Linked DNA regions of Homo sapiens: region 1 is linked to region 2. The links are chromatin loops, found by intact Hi-C in ENCODE. Cell type or tissue: Calu3. All regions are shown on one strand. Links, peaks and the distances in the headings refer to the core of each region. The heading gives the core; the rest is flanking DNA. Region 1 has its middle 24 kb from the start of FAM47B. Region 2 has its middle 140 kb from the start of FAM47C.

The links. Peaks named below come from ENCODE experiments on the same cell type or tissue, not always from the same donor. Only the 100,000 strongest peaks of a DNase experiment are listed, where the experiment ranks them.
Region 1: a loop joins it to region 2, with 5 times the contacts of the local background. A loop is called at or near these places in 2 of 110 quality-filtered maps.

Annotation. Positions count from the first base shown.
Region 1 is chrX:34,913,155-34,924,668 of GRCh38, forward strand. No RefSeq gene overlaps it. Among named protein-coding and RNA genes, the nearest start is that of FAM47B, 24 kb to the right of the region's middle. In Calu3, for the core only: a CTCF peak has its summit at 5,909 (motif pointing right); a DNase peak (open chromatin) is centred at 5,897.
Region 2 is chrX:36,859,975-36,871,488 of GRCh38, forward strand. No RefSeq gene overlaps it. Among named protein-coding and RNA genes, the nearest start is that of FAM47C, 140 kb to the right of the region's middle. In Calu3, for the core only: CTCF peaks have their summits at 7,357 (motif pointing left) and 7,557; no DNase peak of the experiment used is centred there.

The DNA of each region.
Region 1 (11,514 bases), core at 1,766-9,765, 1.9 Mb before region 2:
AAAGAACTTATTCATGTAACCAAACACCGCCTTAAAAAGTAAATAAATAAAAAAGAAAAATTGATGATATATCAAAAAAAAATCAGTTGTACAATAAAGAAGAATTACCTTAAAATTCATGTGAAAAAAAACCCCACAACCAACCAACCAACCAACCAATACAACAAACAAAACATCCTGGATTTTAGTTCTGTCAAAGCTCAATACAAGTCAAGTATAATTTGGCAACTGAGAAACTCTTAGGTTGCTATAATAGTAATATGAAATATTAGATTAATGTGAAATATCATATTAATATGGAATCTTAGATAAGCTTTGTTGAATCTATCCTGGCATTAGAATTAGTGATTCACTAGGAAATTGTTGAGGGGAGTTTTATTTCTACTACCCAGAGTATGTTTCTTTTCTCAATGTAAAAGAGTTTATAGTTCATGTGTTCCTGCCATAATTGAATCAAAAAGCATTCTTACACATAATTTGACTTCTCCAATAATATTTTTAAAATATTGGTTGAGTGCGGTGGCTCACGCCTCTCAGCACTTTGGGAAGCCAAGGCGGGCGGATCACCTGAGGTCAGGAGTTCAATGCCAGCCTGGCCAATATGGTGAAACCCCCTCTCTACTAGAAATACAAAAATTAGCCAGGTGTGGTGGTGCACACTTGTAATCTCAGCTACTTGGGAGGCTGAGGCAAGAGAATCACTTGAACCCAGGAGGCAGAGGTTGCAGTGAGCCAAGATCACGCCATTGCACTCCAGCCTGGATGACAGAGTGAGACTTGGTCTCAAAAAAAAGAAAGAAAGAAAGAAATATTAAGCAAGTATTTTTAGAAAATGCACAATATAGATCCTAGACTGTGACCCTCAAGTGTACTATTTTACTCATCTTGAACTCAATACTTTACTGATGCTTACAGTATATTATTAACATATTCATCACCATATTTGCTGATGATTCAAAGAAAACTATTGTCTCTTGTTAGAAAATAATTTTCACTTACAGAAGGAAAACGACATTAAACCAAGGAAATCAATTTTACTTTAGAAACAATAAGATGTTGGAGGAAATAGTTTGTCAGTTGATAACATTATGAAAACCTGAAACATCCTATAATGGAAATGAACAAACAGACATGGCTGCCACTCTTGACTATGTAAATTTATGAGGAGTTGTTTCACATCTATTTTTCATGGTAGATAGATGTGACTTTATTATTTTATTGTGCTGGTTTCCTAATTTCCTAAGCACAAGGTAACGATCACCAGTGACTAGTGGATGATACATACAAAAATAGAAACAATAGAAATTATCTATGAGAAGGATGTGGAATAGGAAAATTTAAGGACTGTAATTCGAAACTAGTGATAGTATTATTATTCAAAATAATAGCTTCATTTGTTTTGAGCAACTATTATTTCCAGACACAAAGCCAGGTCCTTTAAAATGCAGCTTTGCTTTGTATTTTGATAAACATGATCTCAAATGTTGCCTACACTATTACCCAAAAGCAAGTACTCTGTTTTGATGAGTATAAATTATCCTGGATGGTTTTCCAGAAAAAAGGAACACTTTTAACAATCTGTATCAAAGACAGATTACTCTAATGTGGATATAATTAAGAGAGAATGACCAACCATCCAGTGAAATATCTGAAAATTGAATTTGAAAATTAATTAAATGATAATAAAAGCCTATTATAAAATGCAAAAAAATGATTAAAACTAACTGGGTTAGAAGTATCTTGCTAAATCACAGGGCTTGGAGAAAATTCTCTACAGATACAACATAAAGGGCAAAAAAAGAGTTTCTCTGTTATTCTTGGTCTGGTGAGTTCACTGATGCCCATCATGAGGTTGGAAATGGGAAAGTGACCTACTAGCATGTAAGGCAGCCTAGTGAGGTGCAAGAATCACTGAACTAGAAGTCAATAGTTCTTGGTCCTTGCTCGCTGTTTCACTTTGAGGAAGTTATTTCTCTTCTTTGAGCCTTAGCTTTTTCATTCATAAAATAAAGGAATTGGAATAAATGATGGTCGAGGTCTTTTTATGTTCCAAAATACTGTAATTACTAGATAACTAAATGCATTTTTATTGTCTTGCATTCATATTTTACACATTTATTGTGAAATATTGATTTATCTATTACAGCAGTTTGGCCTATCCCAAGATGAGGGGAATTTAATTAATAAATGGAATAAATAAAATGCTTTTAGACTTGCTTTTCATACAGTTTTGAAATTGGCATGCACTCCTAAAACACAGATGGGAACGGTATCTCTGTCTCTGTCTCTCTCTTTCTCTCTCTCTCTCTCTCTCACACACACACACACACACACACACACACACACAAAAGCACACACATACATCTCTACCTTCATTATCCGTATCATTTCTGATTATATCCGGCAACTAGAAGGCAGTCTCAGCATATATAGCAGTCATGACCTCAGATATCTTCTATTTTGAGGCACCAGGCTGTCCAGGAGTCAAGACAGTGAAACAAGTCAGCAATAATATACTAAATGCCTGCCTGAGTCTGACCTGCACCAGGAGATAGGAAAGACAAATATGGCAAGAGTACTTCCTCTTTAGGAGCTTATATAGAAACTAAGTGTTAGATAAACTGGAGCCCAAGACTCTTCTGTATCTGATTCCATTATAACTCTCTTTAACCATCTGATTAAATCAAGGGTGTCAATATCTCTGAAGACTATGTAGACCCTGTGCACAGGGAGAAAAAATGTTTTTATCTCCATATGGCTCATGAGGAAACATTTAGTGTCATAAGCACCTTGCTGCTACATTGTGTCAAATCTTTGGCTTGAGGTAACAGGACAAGCAGTATCTTATCACCTGGAGCTGAAAATAGAACAGCCTAGTTTTCATCAGAGGAAATAGTGGCCCATGACTCAGAGTTCTAGATCAAAGGTCTGTCACTAGTTGGAGCATGTTTAGACATATAATCTCCATTTAGTGTTACGTCTTAATTGACAAACATGGAATAATGCTGCTGCCTGACCTGGCAACAGGGTAGATAGAAGTGGCTATTAAAATTCATTACATTGTTGGAAGTGAAGAGAGGGACACATTGATTCTGTACATTGAGTTTAAACTGAAAGATATAACTTTTTCTGGTTTCTCTAATACATGATTTTTGAAATAAGCCATTAAGAAAGTTGATGGAACATTTGTGTAACATCAGATGTTAATTTAATCTTAAGTAAAGTGACTTTCTTCCATCACATAGTAGAAAATGACAATTGCGGTTAATGAACTGTGGATCCACTTTGGAAATAATAATTTTACTTACCTTCCAGCCACTAATTTAAGTGCTTATCAATTAGTTATTACGTACCCTGAATTTTAGTCAGTAAGATTTACTTCACTTATTAAAATTCAAAAGAACCAATAAAGAATTATTTGAGAATTACTTCAGTAATATTTTAGGAAAAGTAATGGTTATTTTTGACATGATATATAGTGCATAATTTTGTCTTTTTAGTTTATAATTGCATCTGGATAGGCAAATAAAATAACTGACAGCAAAAATAAAACTTGTTAATGCCATGTCATCAGCAATTTTTGTGAAACAAGCATTGGAGAGCAACAAAACTAGTCAGAGGCCTGAGGTATTTTTGCACTGTCACTTAACATAGAAATAGCCATCCAAATTTTGTTTCTATAACCTCGAGGAAATCTAAAAACCTTCAGCATTCATCAAATGATGACTTCACTGTTGCCTCATTAAAGCCTTGGGTGTCAAAATGTACAATGATCAAGATTGTGAGTGCCATTATTTGTCATATTTTCAGGATTTTCTGATTTGCATGTAGTACCTGCACATATTCATGTAACATTAGAGAAATCCACTATCCCACATGCTTCTATTGGGCATTATCTATTATAATACAATCTATTAAATAAGATATTATTCAATTCTTTTTATTTTAATATTATTAGCTCTATATTTGTTTGCTTCATAAGAAGGCATTTTTTTCAAAAGAACTTAATGACTGAATGGTCCTTAAATTACAAGCCACACAGCTAGCACACAATCCAAACCTCAGGAAACCATGGTGTGAAAAAATGAATTTACAGCAAATCATCCAAAGCCTGGAGCAGTGAATCAATGTACAGGGAGAGCATAGCACTTGACCTCTTCCCAATTTCCTTTCGTCATGTCCAGTGTTTGTTTATTCTCTGCTAAAGTGTGCTGAGCCATGTTGGCAAATACTATCATGGGATGTTTCCATTGTTTATTGTGTGGCATAAAGTTTCTTTCAAAATAAAAGCAAGACCCTCTCTGTTGCAGCTCTGGAATGTTTCTCATCACTGGAAGTGTGGGGTCTGACTTACTCTTTATACCTAATTTCTGCTACTTTCTGGGCTGGTACGGGGAAAGTCTGCAGATTTGGTTTGTAGAATCTAAAAGTTTTTAAGACAAAGAGATCATTTGGTTCAATAATTCATATCCAGCTTAAATCTGTTACACAACAGGAGTGGAGGGAAGAAATACGAGGAAGAGTACATTTTATTGTTGCTGCTGCTGCATGAGTCGGGATCTATGAGTAGTGTTGTGTTGGGTGCTATATGCATGAGACAGACACAGTTTCAAATCCCAGCTCTACAATTGACTATTTCTGCGATGTCGGGCTCGCAGCCTCCTTAGGTTTCAGTTTATTCACAGACTAAATGTTGTTAATTCCTGCCTCTCAGGGTTGTGTAGGGTTAACTGAGATCATGAGTGTATAGCACTTAACATTGTACATGGTACATAGTTACAGGCTGTGGTTATTGTTCAGTAAATATTCTTTATGATGACGGTCATGATGAAAACTGCTGATAATTGTGTATTGGAGGATCACTGGAAATTTTCTTCATTCCTGATAGACTATGGCACGGTGCTGTTAGCAGGTTAAAAAAAAAAAAAGGATGTTGCCAAGTAAAAGTGCAAAGATCACTTTATGTGGTCGACCTCCATCCAGTACATATTGTTGGGGTTCAGATTGTTTTTGCTGTGGTTACTAGAGAAGCTTCTGGGGGAAAAGACACTGTATTCCAGTTCAAATTGAGACCCAGTGTGTCTGTGCTTTGAGAAATTTGTTCTGATGACCCATGAGGTATGAGTCACGTTTGTTCTCATGACTAGGCTGGCGAAAATTCATGTGTTGGAATCATGGCTAGACAAGAGGGTGAAAGCATGCAAGGTGTTCTCTGCTTTTAGATTTCTGGAGACAGTGAGAATTTTCTGCTCAGCAGTATAATGAAGGAGGTAGCAAACTAGATAATTCTTCAAAAAGACTGATCTGGAGCTCAAACTTCACAAAAAAGCCCCAGCTGTGACAGCTTTATTAGTACTCCTCACGTTCCTGAGCCTTAGTGTCATCAGCTTCCAGGAGATATTCCCAACCTGCCTGTCTATTTAAATAAAATAAATATGTGCTTAGAATCCACAAAACTCTGAACTAACACAGTGTGTCTAATATTTGTGCTAGTGTTACTGTATAACAACAGAGGTAAATCTGCAGGCAATAAAAGAAAAAAGAAGAGGACAATAATATCAGGGGAATAAGAACAAATGCGTGATCCAGGAAAAGCTATGCCTCAGAGAAGAAACAATAATATTTTATGGGAACTGCGTGGCATGTAACATAGTGATTCCCTATTCTGATTCTCTTTAGTGGACTCATTTAACACTTATACCTACAGACCTGGACCATGATCCATGTCCTGAAGACAGACTTGTTCTATTCATTTTCATTCTCAGATGCACCAGGAAGTAGCTCAGCAGCACCACACCAAGTTATATAATCACAACTCTGTTAAATAACTGATGTTCAACATACGCACAAAGCAAGATAAGTGCTATGGCAAATGATCAGTGGAAAAGTAGCCACAAGGTGGAACCAGAGGGAAGGTTGGAAGCAACAAGACTCCCCCCTAAAGGCTGCCAATTCAATAGGATCTATAGCTACTTGCCAAGATAGCTGATTCAGGTTAACTCTGATTGGTTAAAAATACTCTTTGGATATGGAGATTTAACCAGCTGTAAATCTACCTAATTATTCTTAGCTCATGTCTACATTTTCTCCAAATGATTCTGTTAGGTACATCTCATATGTCTTATTGCAATCAAGAAATAATGCCAACAACTTTCACTTAGAATACTAATGTACTGATACTCCATAAAAAGGACATAAAGTTATTTCAGTGTGACTTGTTTTCGATGAACCCACAATGTCTCCTTTGTAATCGTATTTATTCCATACAAGATTTGGGCACTTTCAGAATCTCCTGCTATAAATTGTTTCCTGGGATTCTCCAACTTTTAGAAAATTATAATAATGTTTCTTTTTCATTCGAATTCTAGAGAGAATATTCGAATGTCCTTTTGAATTTCTTCTGTAATATCAATTAAGTTGGGCAGTAAATGTAGAATTAATTATTATAGTAAGTATTTAAAATCATCTCCTACCTTTTCTACTCTCATATAGTTCAATTTATCCAACCTGTTATTGTATTTAGTCTTAGTATATGGAAGTGTTTTGCTGGCCCTAGAAATCGTGAATGAGCATTGCATTATGGACGCTTTCATAATGAGTTTTGTGAATGAGCATTCCTATTATGCCTTGTGTAGATGTACTGAACTACAAGCTCCTCTGGGTCTGTAATATTAGGAAGCTATTTTGAGACTGTGATGGTTGGAAGGTGAATAAGAAGGAAATATGTAGTGTGGTTGCTGAAACTAGTATTCAAAGTATCATAAAATTCCCTAGTGTATTCAACCTGATGTAATTCATAAATGCAGCAAGAGCATATGGGAAGGGGCCACACTTACGGCCAGATAGGTGCAAGCATTGTGGTTCATGGAAAGCTTTTTGCTGAAAACAAAAGATGGAGCTCCACATCTAGGGGTAGAAAAAAGACAGGCGTTTAGAAATTTAGCAGGAATCAAGGCCTCATTCGGAGTTTCTTAGCCCACAGAAATTGGATTGTTTTCAGTGTACTTTAGCAGAAGACCTTTTAGGAGAAAGGATATAAATAATAAACATAAGGGATCAGGTGAAAGGTCAGTGTATTGGGCATAAAGTGCCAAAAACATACTAAGGTCCAGTATTTACACTATCAAGTGACTACCTTCTTTGTTCCGTATCCCTACCCTGGGATACCTTCTCTCCAGGTCCCTGAACCCCTCCATTTGGACACAGCAGCTTTCAGACACATGTTGGGCCATGCCAGGTGTACACTCATGTACTCATAGGCCTAGCATCCCGCATGCCTAGCCACAAATATACATAACTCTTCCTAGATATTTAAAGATAAGCCAGCCATATATACCCGTTAAAGAAATTATATGAACATAAATATATATACCCATAGTCATGTTACACAGGCATGTTAATACAAACACAGAAATTTACAATCAATCACCATATACATGTGCAACATACATTTATCAATTTGGCTTAAGGCAGAAAACCTTTTGCTACAGGTATGGGTAGATTTCTATGTTCTCTGAAGTTTGCTTAACTTTGGCTCAGATCTGAGCAACGTGTCTCCAAAAGAAAAGTGATTTACTCTATCTACAGTTGGGCAAGCTCTTATGAAGCATGATGATTTTAGATAAATGCTGCCATTTCCTACATATAATTGATACACTTTTGAAAGAGTTTTGATTTATATTCTGTTATCCATTCTGTTTTCTAGAAACACACTGTTTAAATAACTATATAATAAATTCGAGCAACATGAAAAAATATTTTCACCCCAGAAATAGATTATTTGTGTGATATTTTAAGAAAATGTACTCATTCTACTTGGAATAGTAATGTCAACAGGGAAAATGTGGTGATGGGAGAGTTCCATTTTCATTTTTGACAGAGTAACTTATTTCAAAACAACTCTACCATTGAGCATAGCTATAAAAGCTAAGCAAAATAGAAAAGAACAGCTATGTAAAAGCATCAGAAAGCAATAAAAGAAGTGAGAACTTGTGAGGCCAAGGTCCTGTGGGTAATAAAATACATTGAGATTGACCAAATCTTTTCTGTTTCTCTCCCTTTAGAGTCAAATTTTTATGAATAAATAAACAAAACTTGCTGGAGTTTCTTTGGGATTGAAGAACAACATTCATGAACTTGACCTAGTTGACATATACAACACTGTTCCGTAGTTACAATATATACTCTTTTCTAGTGTACTTGGAAAGTTATCAATATTAACCATATTACAGACCATGAAACAAGCTTTGACACAATTTAAAGGGATGATGTTTATTGCAGAGAGTAGAATTAAATAAAAAATCAGTATCAAAAAGATAAACAGAAAAATTCCTTAATATTTGATATTAAACTGTATAGTTATAACTAAATTGTATCAAACAAGAATGACAATGGATATTTTAAGTTGCTGTGAAATAAATGGTAACATAGTTGGCATATAAAAATATGTGGCATGCAACTAAAGACATTAATAAATAAAAATTCATAGACTCAAGTATAAATATTAGAAAATAAGACTGAAAATTAACAATCTATATATTTAGATGAGGACAGGAAATTAACCCAAAGAATTAGAAGAAAAAATAATGATACATGCAGAAATCCGATAAATAAGAAACAATTATAAAATGAAATCAACAAAACCAAAGTTGGTTCTTTTAAAAACAACATTAGGCCCAGCGTGGTGGCTCACACCTGGAATCCCAGCACTTTGGGAGGCCGATGTGGGCGGATCATGAGGTCAAGAGATCAAGACCATCCTGGCCAACATGGTAAAACCCTGTCTCTACTAAAAATACAAAAATTAGCTGGGCGTGGTGGTGCACACCTTTAGTCCCAGCTACTCAGGAGACTGAGGATGGAGAATCGCTTGAAACCGAGAGGCGGAGATTGCAGTGAGCTGAAATCACGCCACTGCACTTCAGCCTGGCGACAGAGTGAGACTCCGTCTCAAAAAACAAAAAACAAAAAAAATTAATCAAAGAGAGGAGGCACAAATAATAAGTATAAAGATTAAAAAGAAGATATTACTACAGATTTTATTGATATTAAGTGATTATAGAAAGATATAAGCAATATTATGATAATAACTTAATTGACATAATTTAACAAAAATGAATAAGAATAAAGGGAAAGTCAATTGTTTCTATATCTAATAAATGTGTCTGTAATTCAAAACCTACTCTCAAAGCAAATTCTGAGTTCAATTGGCTTCACCAGTAATTTCTTTCCAAATAAATAAGGAACAAATTAAATGACACCAATATTATATAAATTCCACCAGAAAGTGAGCAAGATTTCCAAAGTTCTACAAAGCCAACATAACCCAATGTCAAAATCTGACAGGGACACTATGAAATGATAATTACCTCCCAAACTCACTCATGAACACAGATGCTGAAAAACTAAACAATATGGATTTGATTTTTTAAATATATTGCTTAGTTTTTCTGCACCTGTGTTCATAAATGTAGATAGTGGAACTCCCTGGTGACTTCACCTTCCAGATTATTACAAATAGCTTGCTGAAAAAGCCTCCAAACCTTTCTATACAAATCCAAAATGTTCTGCAATTTTTTCGTGCAACATATCTCACTCATTTTTCCATGTCAGTATGTACAGATCCACCTAATGCATATTAATGTCTTTAATTTGGATTTGGACATCTTTTATCTCTTCTACTGATGGATATTTTGGCTGCCCTCAATCTTCCACTGTTAAAAACAATGTGATAATAAACATTCTTGTATATGTCATTTTGTACATAGAAGAAAATAATCTTCAGATTAAATTACTTGAGGTAGAAATATACAGTAAACTAGAATTAATCTTCCTAAAAATTATTTTACTATCTCCTCTTTAGGTTTTATTACTCCCACCTCTGATCTTTAAGGATTTTTTCTGACCATGGCTTTGTCAAACTGTCTATAAGACATTTTAACATCTTGCTAACCCTTCCCAATTGTATTTTTAATTATAACCTTCACATGAGTCAAGTTCACAAACTTGCCTGATCTCAAGCTGTGTCTTCACAGAGTTACTGATGAAAATATTTTAAGCATCAACCACAGAATTACTATCAAAGTCAATATAACTGTTTTTCTAGCTCGTATATTATGCTGAATACGGACATTCTTCTTGCTGGATATGGCTTAAAATGTGAATTTCTCTGTTCCAGATTATTGGTTAGGCTACTGAATATTAAATCATTAATTTTATTCATTTATTAAGTAATTCTCTTAGGGCACATGTTTTTTTCATGAAGGCACAATTTCTAGCAAAGATCTAACCTACAGTTCCAGGAATTTCAATCAGAAGGAGGAAATAAAATCTAAAATAAATAAATTTAAATATTTACTTAATATGGGAATTTTATGTTCAATGACAATTTAATCACCTTATTAAATAATCATCTTATTTAATATTGCATTTAAATAAAACACTTTGATTATGATATCAAAATGTTGTGGCCATATTTTTCTCTGCCTTACCCTTGATAGGAGAGTCTCGATAATTTCCATGGGCTTAGCGGGGCTAACATTCACCAGTCAGTTTTTTTGTGCATAACTTAACAAACAGTTGTTGTAAAATATTGACCTTATATTTGCATACACGGTGTCCCAATCTACCTCACAATGACTTTCTAGTCTAAAAATATATTGTTACTGGAATGATTTGGACACAGGCCCTTCCTCATATTTATGTCTCTGTCTGGTAGTTTTATATCTCTTACCCATGAGGTTTGGTCTCCCACCTAGAGGTACACTTCCTTCCCTAATTCTGCCCTCGAAATATTCCTTTCTTTACCCTCAGAGCTTCCAGGTTGCATCTTTTGACCCTGGTCTCGGTTCCTCTCCACACACAAATACCGGTTTGGAAAGGTGTCTTCATTGGCCAAACAAATGAAAACAGGGGTGATATGGAGGGAGAAAATGAGAGTGGCCCTGTAGAGAAGCTCTTTCCTCTATTCACAATCACTTTCATTTTACTAAGCCCCATTTCCCATATGCCTGGCACAGCCTTTCTTGCAGAGCCCATTCCTCTAAACTGTTGCTAAATCCTAATTCAGTGTTTTCTACACACAAACATTAATTTATTTCTTATGGGTGACCTCCTTAAATAGTCTCTTTGAAAAAAACTTTAGGGAAAATACAGGCAGATATGTCTCCCTTGTCAAAGACAAGAGGACACTGACTCTAACCTTTTTGCACATTTCACTGTACTTTATTTATTAAAATGCTAGCTGTGAAAACCGTCAGAACTCTAATATGCTGGTTCCAAAATTACCAGAACAGTAGCATGAAGCACCAAGGTTTTCAAAGTGCCAGGGAAATAATAATCCAAATAAAAAAGAACAGACCTTTATTTGGGTAATGTGTAAGTCCTTTGCCTACTACATGTGGGAAATATTTTTCATTTTATTTATCCTTTGTCTTTGTCTTTTTGTTTAGTTTTACTCCTGATAAGTTTTAAATTTATAAGCAGTAAAATTAACCTCTTTTTATCATGAAATGC
Region 2 (11,514 bases), core at 2,403-10,402:
TTATGATTCTTGCTGTTTTCAAGTAATTCGTTAAATGCCTATTCAATGCAGGCAGATTTTTGTTTTCAGCTGTGGCTTGTAAATGTCTACAAACTGATTCACGCTGGTGGTCGTTACGACACTTTCTGTGAATTGGTGAATAAATATTGTTTTAGAATTTCACAGTAAACAAGAACAACAACAACAAAAAACTCTAGGTGGCTCTACTGTCTCTTACTTTTGATTCATGGGAAACACACATCTCCCTTCAACAAATTCTGGGTGATTCTAATACAGTCACTTCTCCTTTGCTTTCCCACATAATAACTTGCCATTCCATCTCACTTGTCTTTGTGATTTCCTAGTCCATAGTGAGAATACAGTTCTCTGTGACTCTTAAACCTTAAGGAACATATATCATAATCTCAGTGGTTTTATTAAAACCCTTCTCCTTAGGCTTGAGGTGAGATCTGACCGTTCCCACCTATTCACCTTGAGATCAGTGGCGGTGAATAGGTGAGATCACAGCATAACAATAGCTTCTCCAAAGAAATCTCACAAATGTACTCTGACAAATCTGTTCAACTCTTTGATACCTTTAAAGTGTTTCAAGTTTGGAAAAAATTCCAACCTCTCATTTTCTTTGAAAATTTGCATTTTGGTCCAGCAACCTCACTTTGGAATATCATTGTATATTCATTGAATATCATTGAATATTTGGATATCTATTGTATCCTGGCACCTCAGTCAAAACTTCCAATGTGACTGTTGGGTTTTCAATATTCATATTTATTCATTTTATCCTGAAAGCACAGAAAAGGTATTCCAGATCAGAGACAAATTTCCTAATTATAAGTTCATCCTCTGCTCTACCTTGCCTCAGGCTTTACCTCTGGGGTTACACAATAAGAATAAGGCCAACTGTCCTACACAAGTAGCCAAGCATTCCATAGGCAAGGGAGAAGATGATGGGAAAGATATTTCTCTTTGCTTATAAAGAGGAAGAAGCAGCTCTTCCTTACCCCTCTTGAAAGGGTGTTCTTGGAAAATTAATTGGTCTGAATCCTAACTCCAATTCACTGATATGTAAATAAAATGTTTGCAGGAGCCAGAGGGCTACATGTGTCTCAGAATTTGGGACCTAGAGATGTCTGCAAGTTCTCCAGCCTCAATACTCCTGGAAATGTAAATACCCAAAGGCATAGCTATTGCAGTCTTTCCTGCACCTTGGGAACTTAACAAGGGGACCTAGTCAGGTATGCAAACATTTAGCACTCTAAGGGAGTTGAGAGATTTTTATTACCTTTTCAGACCAGATCAATTAACTAGGCAAATGACTACAGATCTAGATCTCATGGTATGTAAAGAGTAAAGTATTTCTGGGGAAAATAAAAGCAAACATTCTCTATCTTTACATCATATACATTTCTGTGTCTCAGAAGGCAGGGGATTCTTGAAGAAGCACGAAGAAATTCAGGGAAGTTTTCTTTTTTAGCAGAGACATTCTGCTACATTCATATTTTGGGAGCACATATATTAAATGTTTGTTTTATTACAAAGCATGTGCTGTTAAAAATAATCTTGTGAACAACTGATCTAGTCCAGTGCTTCTCATACTTTATGCTTAATGCACAGACAGAACCATCTTGAGAATCTTGTGAAAACATATATAAGCAGATTCTGATTACATAGGTGTGGAGTGAGTTCTTAGATTTGTTATTTCTAATAAGCTCCCAGCAGATGCTGATGCTGCTGTTCACACTTAGCATAGCAAGACCCCAGCCACCTCCCTGTCTCCAGAGTTGGAGCAGAACTGTGAACTCTCTGAGCTGGAAAAATTGAAAATTGTACAGCAGCCAGAATGCATCTCTGTGTTGCCTAAGCAAGGAGCAAGAATCTGGGTCAAGTGTTGGACAGAATATTAGCACTTGTTAAAATTGAAATGGAGTGGTGGAGAAGAGACAGGAGGATTCAAAGAATCCTGGTTGAAAAAATTGAGATACAGTAGGCAGGAGATAGGAATCAGTCAGAAGAGCAAAAGAAAATAGTGGAAGGAAGAACACAGACAAAATAAATACAGTCTAGCATTTCCAGCCCGTGTTTCATTGGGTAAATATATTGCCAGATGTCAGCTTTGCTGTGCGCCTAAGCAATGTGATGGTCTCAATTTTTTGATGGTTATTAAAGAACTTGAGAAGGTGGGAGATGGTCTGGTAATTGGGAAGACATGACCCAGCCTAGGCACAGCATAACAATTGTTTTCTTCACTGCTTGTTTCCATATCCAGTGTTGTTATGCCATATTTTGGAAATTTTCCTTGGGAGGTATTCAAACTGATGGTAGAAGTATTGCAGAAGTTTGAAAAAAATAGGATTATAAAAAAATCCAACTTACAAAGAAATATATTTAATTATTCTGTAAGTTTGTTAGAGCTAGAATAATTTCCAGTATTTTCCTTTTCAAAAACTGTTCACCATTTTTTTGTTGGTTTAGATAATACAGAGGTTTGGGGGAGGATACAGATGTCAGCCGTTTTCAGCAACATTTTTTCAGTAAATCTGAAATGTCTATGAGCCGGAGTTTCCATTGCCAGAATCTGCTGTCCAAGCAGGAACTGACCATGTTCTGTCAAAGTCTCCCTCAAGCAACAGTGAAAGTCAGAGCATCCCACCTATATATCATATGACCTGCTTGTAAATAAATGTATTGAGACAAATTGTTACACGAAGCACTTTGCAGGCACTGCAATAATCAGGGGTGACTGAATCAGTGTTTCTGGTCCAAAAAATTGAAAAAGAAAAATTTTAAAAGATTATTTTTTAGTCTATTGACTGAAGTTAAAAAAAAAGGACTTTTACTTCTCAACTTTAAAAATATTTACAATGATTTTATTTGTAAGAGACTGCAGATGGTTTCAGAGGTTTACTCACCTTCTTGAAAGGAGAAATGAATTTGACTTTTGCTAAGCAACATATGCACTTTCCACAAGCCAAGACTACCATTTACTGTCTAAATTGTATGTCCTTTTTACTGTAGACAATAATTTTCCCAGTAGTGTCTTTATATTCTGGTTCATCCTTATTATCATTTCTGTCTCTCCTACTGGGAACAGATTTTAAGTAGTTTCATGATAGGTAAAAAAATAAATGCAAAAGAATCATGAAGATTCTTTAAAAAAATCTTGAACCTTAATAAAATTGTTGAGACATTTGTGTTTCTTTCCCACAACAGCAATACAAATCTTATTTAGTCTAAATTATCTTCACTTTCCTTACCAGTCTCTGAATTGCTTAAACCTGAACAAAAACCTCAAAGCCTTACCCTCTCAGGGTTTTAGAAATTGAGTATCTGACTCTGTTTGGGAAGGATGGGTTTGGCATTGTCTTAGATAATGGTTTTAACCCTCTTCTACATAATGGCACACAAAAGGTTTGAAAGGAGGAAATGAAAGATGAAGCAATCAATAGAATGACTGTCCCCATTAAATCAATTAGAACATTGAACTTTCATTTTTCCTTCATTTGATGATTACAGGCTTTTTACTCATCCTGCCTGTCTGCACTTTTGAAGTACAATCTTGTCACAGAATGATGACTTTTATCATTACCTGAAAAATTATTAAAGATTTAGTGCTTCTCAGCATTATCAAGGATATTCAATCATGCTAATTTGAGGACAGTCCTAGAAAGGGCCCTTTTGGGATAGATGTGCATCTCCAAGTCATTGTAACCAAGACAACAAACATATTTCCAATCTATGCCCATATAATGATCCAGGTTAATAAAAACTGCTGGCTTAGTGAAGTTTCTAGAAGATACTTATTCACTTAACGTTAGGTAAGCCTCAGGCTCTTAGTAATTCTTAGAGTGTTAGGTCTTTAGCTCTCACAAAAGTGTTAATTTCTTCAATATCTCTGGTTCAAAAACAATGAAACCACCTTGGAACTTTGGAATTTTGCTCTACTCTGTTAATATACAGTATCTAGCTTAAGGATTGAGAACATCTGTAAAGTTAAATTGGATGGGTTTGTAAGAAACATATTAGTAATGCTGCCTTTTGATGCTTACAAAAGGCATGCAAAAGAAAGAGATTTCCTGCCCATTTTCAAGAATAGTAATTGAATTGAATTGCCATGGCATGATATTGGAAAATAAAGGCATCTACAAGAAATCATGTTTACCATAATGTGCATCTCCCCAGATCAGCAAATACAGTTATGTTGAATTCCGAGAAGACAAGGCTTACACCCTCCACAATGTGTAGTTCATTCCCCCAAACGTATACATTCTCAATCTGTTCTCTGCCTAACAGTTATAAATATAAAGGGAAATCTGACTAACTTAGCAGATTTTGGTCCTAACTTGCCCTTGAGAGTCACTGATTTGCTTAACTTTAACATAAATCTATGCATTTTAAAACTTTGCCATGAGGTTCATCCTTTCATCATTCAACTTAATACAACAGATTTCATATTCTTGTCAATAAGGTATGAGGTATATATGAAAAGACAGAGCAGGGTAGTATCTATTAAATGACAGATGAGCAATGCTGACTTAGGAATCTATATTTCTTTTGAACCTGTTCTGACTCAGAATTATTATTCTGTAAACTGGAATCTCTCTGTCCTTGCCTGGGTTACCCTAGTATGTTTTTTGTAGTTTCTGGCATCCGTAAGTTCTCTACTGTTCCTAAATGTCATTTAGAGACATGGTGTTAATTTCTTTTCAGCACTTCTCTGTATTCTGTGCAGAACAAGTGCCCCTAATGATTCTGTGAAGAACAAGTGCTCCTAATGATTCACACTCAATGCTATCCTTGACAGCTGGGTCAAATTCTTGAACTACTGAGAATTATCAGTTTTCTGCATGCATAGGTGACTCAAATTCTCCAATAAATAGTTTTCATTGTATAGCCTGACTTGTTGGCAATATACCTTTTTCTTTAGCAACTTCAATAATAGAAACCCACAATGTTTTTAATAAGCCTATGTCAGATGCTTAACAACATTTTGGGTGAAACTAAAATCATTCAAAACCCAAAAGTGGTTTTATGAGAAATGGCCAATTTGAGCATGTGAGCATATTTATGAGAAATAATAAAAGTAATAGCATTTTGGTATAGAATTCTAAATAAAATCCACCATAAGATATTTAAAAGTGTATGTAGGTTTATTTGTTTTGGTTATGGAACATAATGGAGCACAATACGAGAAGCACAGAGATCACAGTTATTTATTATGGTTCAATGGAGAAATATTATTAAAGTAGCAGGGCCACAGCCAGCAGAATTAGCAACAATTGTTTATGATAAGTACCCAATACTGCATTGGAACTCATATGCTTTGGACTGGGACTGTACTGTGAAATTTCAATAATATCAAAGAAGATCACTACTTGACAGGTATTTGTAGTTAAGTGGCACGTTTTCTAGAATTAACTTACTAATAATCTTTATTGGTTAATATATAACTTTGTTATTTGAAAACCCACTGCTTTTTAAAAATTATAGCTACATAAGCTCTTGGGGTTGTGTCAGAGAGACAATTTTGAGTTTAAAAGGTGGATTGATAACTAATGATAACTGACAATCAAGAAGACCTTTTGAATTTCTTTACCCTTAGCACCATGCAAATATTGAGGGATGTAAGATCCATTCTACAACCAAAGATTTCCAACTCTCTTGTATTATCTTCCAATATTAAAAAGGTTTTGAGAGAAGATTCTAAATGAGTGACTCAGTGATTTGTTTTAGTCCTATAAAAAACATGTAATATACATCCCAATTCTTCACTTAATGAGAGAACCACATATTCAAAATATTAAGCCACTTGGATGAATGTAATATTAATGACAAATTTAGATGAGAAAATGGAAGACTAAATTTTTAGTCAGGGTATTATGAGTGTAAGCTGGGATGTAAAGCAATTAAGACTTTAGCTCCTTTTTACTGTCAAAATCAGTCTCCTCCAAGAATACGATCAGAAAGAAACAAAGGGAATTGACTCTATATGACAGTATGTAGTAGGACTCACAAAATGGCAGAAATCAAGTTATATCTTAAGAAGAACTGGGTTGAGCAGGCAAGCCAACAAGGTGGAGGAGGCCAATCAGCATTCAGGATGGCCAAATATTAACAAAGGAATGGTAAGGATTGAATTCTAGACAAGGTAAACAACATGGAAACAGAAATTAATACAGTAAGAACAACATGTCATCATAGAATGATGAGTATTTGAGTCTAGCTGGATTACCAGGTTCTTTCACCAGAGTAGCAGGAAGAAATTCTCTTTTACAACTCTTAAGATATGACTGTCAGCTAAAAGAAGATGGGCACAATTTGTGAGTAATTGATTGTTGTTCCAGCAAACAAGAGGCATTCTCATTAAAGTATTTCAGGAAAGTAAATCTGAATGTATAAAAGTTGAAGAAAAAATGGCAAAGTAAGGGCTCAAAAAAAGCAGTCCCTTCACTGAGGTACCTGTAAGCTGGAAAAAATGCAAAAATTTGGGAGCTCTGAAGTATAATAAAAGACTTACATCAATCGTGAGATTGCTTAATGAATAAACAAAATGTGAAATTTTGGCAAGAAAGTATTGTATTTCTGCTTACCTGCCAACCATCTCCAATTGCCCAGCAGTCCATACAGCTGGCAGTTCATGATCCTGGTGTGGCTTGCTGGTACCAATACAGACCTGTTTTTTGTTTGTTTGTTTGTTTGTTTGTTCTGAGACTGTGTCTGGCTCTGTCACTCAGGCTGGAGTGCAGTAGCATGATCTTGGCTCACTGCAACCTCCGCCTCCCAGACTTTTTGATCCACCATCATTATTTCTGGTTCACCAGCTACACTGAGTCCCTTGTCAGGCCAGCCAGATCCCAGCTCATGCCTGTGCCACATGGAAATTGAGGTTGCTTCAGGAAAATAAAACTTCAGGGCTTACCTCTGTCACATCCATTATAAGGCCAAGTTCCTAAAGTCATTGCTCAAGGTTGGTATGAAAACAGCATCCCAAGAGTGACCTTTTCTTGGCTCTCTCAATGGAAAGTAAAAGCAATCTCCTCCTCCTTCTATACTTTAATGTAATCATTCCTTATCATAAGTATCTCCTTCCTATACCTTGCAGCAACAAGTGAGAAAATTGGTGATTGCTTTCTTCTTTTCCTCTCTCACTTCTTTTTTCCTCCTTTCAAACATTTCCTAGCCAGATACAGGCAGTATTTCCCTATTCTTCCTCTATGCTCTATTTTCCTTGTACCATTGGGAAGTACAAACCTAAAGTCCTACATGGATAGGGTAAGGAATAATATATTCGCTTCACCGGGCCAACACTTCATAGTCTACAGTTTGGAAAATACTTTGAAAGACAATACTAGCTTTGCAAGGCTGCCATCTAGTGGCATAATCCAATTTAGAATATTAATGACTATCACTTAGGTCTTCCATAACCAGTTACAATCACTTCTCAGACAGATGAATGCCCAGGGAAAATTAAGTCAATTGTAGTTTACAGACGAAGGAAAAAAGAGACTAATCTGTTAGTTCAGTGAGAAGTGATTGATAAACACATTTGGATAACAGTGTCAATTTGTGACAGTGAAACAGCAACCAGGAAGAATACTAGTATTTCTGACATTGATTACCCTGATATGTTATATGGGTCTGAGTGTTTGGGTTCAGAATGAGGTTCTCTGATTTGTTCTACCACAAGATAGATATTTGATTGATAACTCTGAGAGGGAAAGTACTATACAAAGGCTCTCAGCCACAGGAAACCTTATCCTTTAGGATGAAAGGACAAAATAGATAGAGATGATATATTTTATAGGTACATTTTTGAATTTATTAAGAATTCCCAACCTATAGTCATCTCCATTTTTCCATTGTGCAGTCTGATTCACTTGCCCTCTAATTCTGTATTGTATCTATCCTAAAACTGTGAGAAAAAAATGCCAGATATAAGATGTGAGCATTTCCATAATCAGAGAAGAGAACTGAAAATCTTAATGTCTATTTAAAATGCTCTAGGGTCTTTAATAGAAATGCTAACATAACACGAAGTATACTATCAAACATATTTGCACACTAAATATTCCCTAATGTTGTACAAATACCAAATCTTACCAGAAACTGATTTATATTCCACATTATTAAAATCTCATTTTTCCCACTTCATTAATTATTTCAAAGGCAATTTTCACAAGCATGTGACTATAAAGTGCTTGTATTTTTATCCTCCTTAAATACGTTCTAAAGTTTAGCACAGGGGGAAGTCCCTCCTCTGTTTGAAATTATATATAGCTGTGCAAAACAAAATAATTTGAATATTTTCAAACAGGACATATTAATTTAATTAAAATAAATTAAATTCCATACTGTAGGATTCCAACCCAATTTGAAACTTGCCATTCGATGATCAAAAATCAATCTTGCTTCAAATAAAACATTAACTTATAGGTTAACAATAGAAAAATCACTTAATACCAGTTGAATGATCAAGTTACATTCAATTGCAAATGAATTGTTTATATATACAAACCATAGAATAGTATTGATTTAGCAAATGTGCTTCACTTCATTCAACTTATTTACATACACATGCACAGAAACAGCCTGTAAAATATTCACTAATACTAAGTATGTATTTAACAAAAATTCTATTAAGTATTATTATTTCTGTAATTCTCATGACCCCTCTAACTGTAGAAATATTTTGAATCTTGCCTTAAATAATGGCAAGTTTGTATTGTTGAATGTTTTCAAGGATTCAAATATCAAAAGGCAAGGAGTACTGTTTTAGGCAGCAATTTCTCGGAAGCATGGTCATACGGTACAGTAGTTATGCAAGTCAATCTGTTGACTCTCCAGTAATCTCATACGCCTACAGTGGCACTCAAACTTTTGATTCTTGGAATCATGCCATGAATAAATTGGTCTATTGAGCAAAATCTATGCAGCCAGACAGATTTACATTTAAATAAAATCTGAAATCAACTTAGTTCACTCAGCATAGCAGTACCTGGTCCTCAGTGGTGTGTCTTCTTGCCTTTGAGTATCAGTCAAGAGTAGCCCCTCTAGAACTAAAAGCAGTGAAATGGCAAACTTGCAAAAACCTGAATTGATTCTAGAAACCTACAGATCAAGAGAAACCTTTAACCATTCCAGAAACCTGAAATGACATCAGAAAGCAACAGATCCAGAGAAGCTTTTAGCCATACCAAAGTTTTACCATAACTGACTAGGAGGGAAAACTCTTATTAATCTGGATATTGCATGTTATCCCCTTGAAACACAATGTTGAGACAGAATCCAGCAATATTGTCTTAGGAGAAAACTTTCCTAAGGCAAAGCACAATGACAACAGATATAGAGTTACTGGTCATTATATTGTATGCTGTGTGGTGAAGTTTTTATGAGGAACATAGGCTTAGAATAATGTATCTTGATGCAGGTAAAAAGACTAATAAGCAATTTGGGAAGCCTAGCAGAGGAAAAGTAGCCATCCAAAACTGGAACTATTAAGTCTCAATATCACAGAAGCAAGATGAGTGTACGGTTTTAAAACATATTTGAAAATTCTTTGACAAGTTTCCTATCAAGAGATGGGAAAAATTTCCCACCCCACTACTTTTTAAATATAGACTGGCCTTAGTGACCAAAGTCTAATAAAAAGATTGCAGCTGAAGTGACATTGTGCAACTTCTGAGGTTAGATTAGAAAAAGTAATACTGCTTCTGACTGGCTCTCTCAGGACATTTGCCTTTGGAACAAAGATGCCATGGTGTAAGGAAGACCTAGCTACATAGAAAGGCCACACGTAGATGATTCTATTGTTAGCCCCTGCTATGACTCCAACCAAAAACTAACATCAACCACCAGACATGGCAGTAAAGAAGGCTTTTAGAAGATTTCAGCTCCAGCCACTTTCTGAGTGCAGCAGCATGAGAGACTTCAACTGAAATCCACCAAGCTGAGCTCAGTCAAACCCCAAAACTATAAAGAGATAATAATTTTAATTGATTGCTATTTTACACCACTAAGTATGGATCAAATTGTTAACCCAGACATGATAATCAAATCAATGGGACATGTGCAAGGGTAGTACCCCTTAGAAGTGGTTTGTGTGAATATTTTTGCTGCTGCTAGCATGTTTCCCTAGTTTCATTGAAAGATTAAGACAATTCTCAAGTCTCTAACAGAGACACTGAAATGTAATTCAAGTAAAACAGTATGAGATTGAAAATAATGGCCATCTGCTTTGTCTACTATTTTCATATTATAAAGTGAAGTGATATGTATAAAATTTAAGAGATGGAAAGCTAAAGAAGAAGAATTGTTTTATTTGTGAAAGTGTAACCTGACCATTTGCCATAAATATTTTAGGCACCTTGACAAGTATAGTCTTTATACCAGTATAAATCAGGTATATTCACATATGATAGCATTATAGAACTAACCACTCAATCATGTTTTGCCTGTTAATTTGTATATTTATACCATGTTGTTCCAAAAGGATTTGAGAAAGCTTTAAAAAATATAGAAGGTTGGTGCCTCATATGGTTTGACTCTGTGTCCCCACTCAAATCTCAACTCAAATTGTAATCCCCATGTGTCGAGGGAGACACCTGGTGGGAGGTGATTGGATCATGGGGACGGTTTCCCCATGCTGTTCTTGTGATAGTGAGAGATCTAATGGCTTAAAAGTGGCAGTTTCCCCTGTGCTCTCTCTCTCTCTCCTGCTGCCTTGTGAAGAAACTACCTGCTTCCCCTTTGCCTTCCGCCATGATTGTAAGTTTCCTGAGGGCTCCCCAGCCATGCGAACTGCCAGCCAATTCAACCTCTTTTGTTTATAAGTTACCCAGTCTCAGATAGTATCTTTAAAGCAGTGTGAAAATGGATTAATACAATGTCGGTATCAAAAAAAAATCAAATGTAACCCATAAATATAAAAACCTATTATGTACCCATAATAATTACAAATAAAATATTTTTAAAGTTTATTTAAATAATATAGAAGGTTAGAAAATAAACCATAAGCTTAAAAAATTGTACCAAGAGAAAACAAAAAATGAAGAATGATGACAAAGTATACCCACGAATTAGGCTAAAATTAATCATAACTCAGTTATGACTTATAGCTTGTGGGAAATACATTTCTAACATTTAATATAAGGTATTAAATTTATACAGTTTCATAATTTAAAAGATTGGCCGAATGAAACAAAATAATTACTCAATAGCACTCAATCCTTGAACTACAAAAGAATTTTCCCCCTTATGGGGAGTGTCAAAAAATAAGACATGCCCTATAATGAACAACATATTTTCAATGATTACATTGACATGTTCCAGAGTACTTTTCTTCCGTTGCTTTCTGTCTTTCTTTTGCTTTTTTCTTAAGGTTTAAATTACATAAGTGATGCCTTTTTATTGAAAAAAATAGAGAATTTTATAAATGAAAACTTAAAAGGAACCTCTTCATCTTTGCCACTACCAACACTTCATTTGAAATGTCTATTTAATCAAACAAGAAATTCTGCA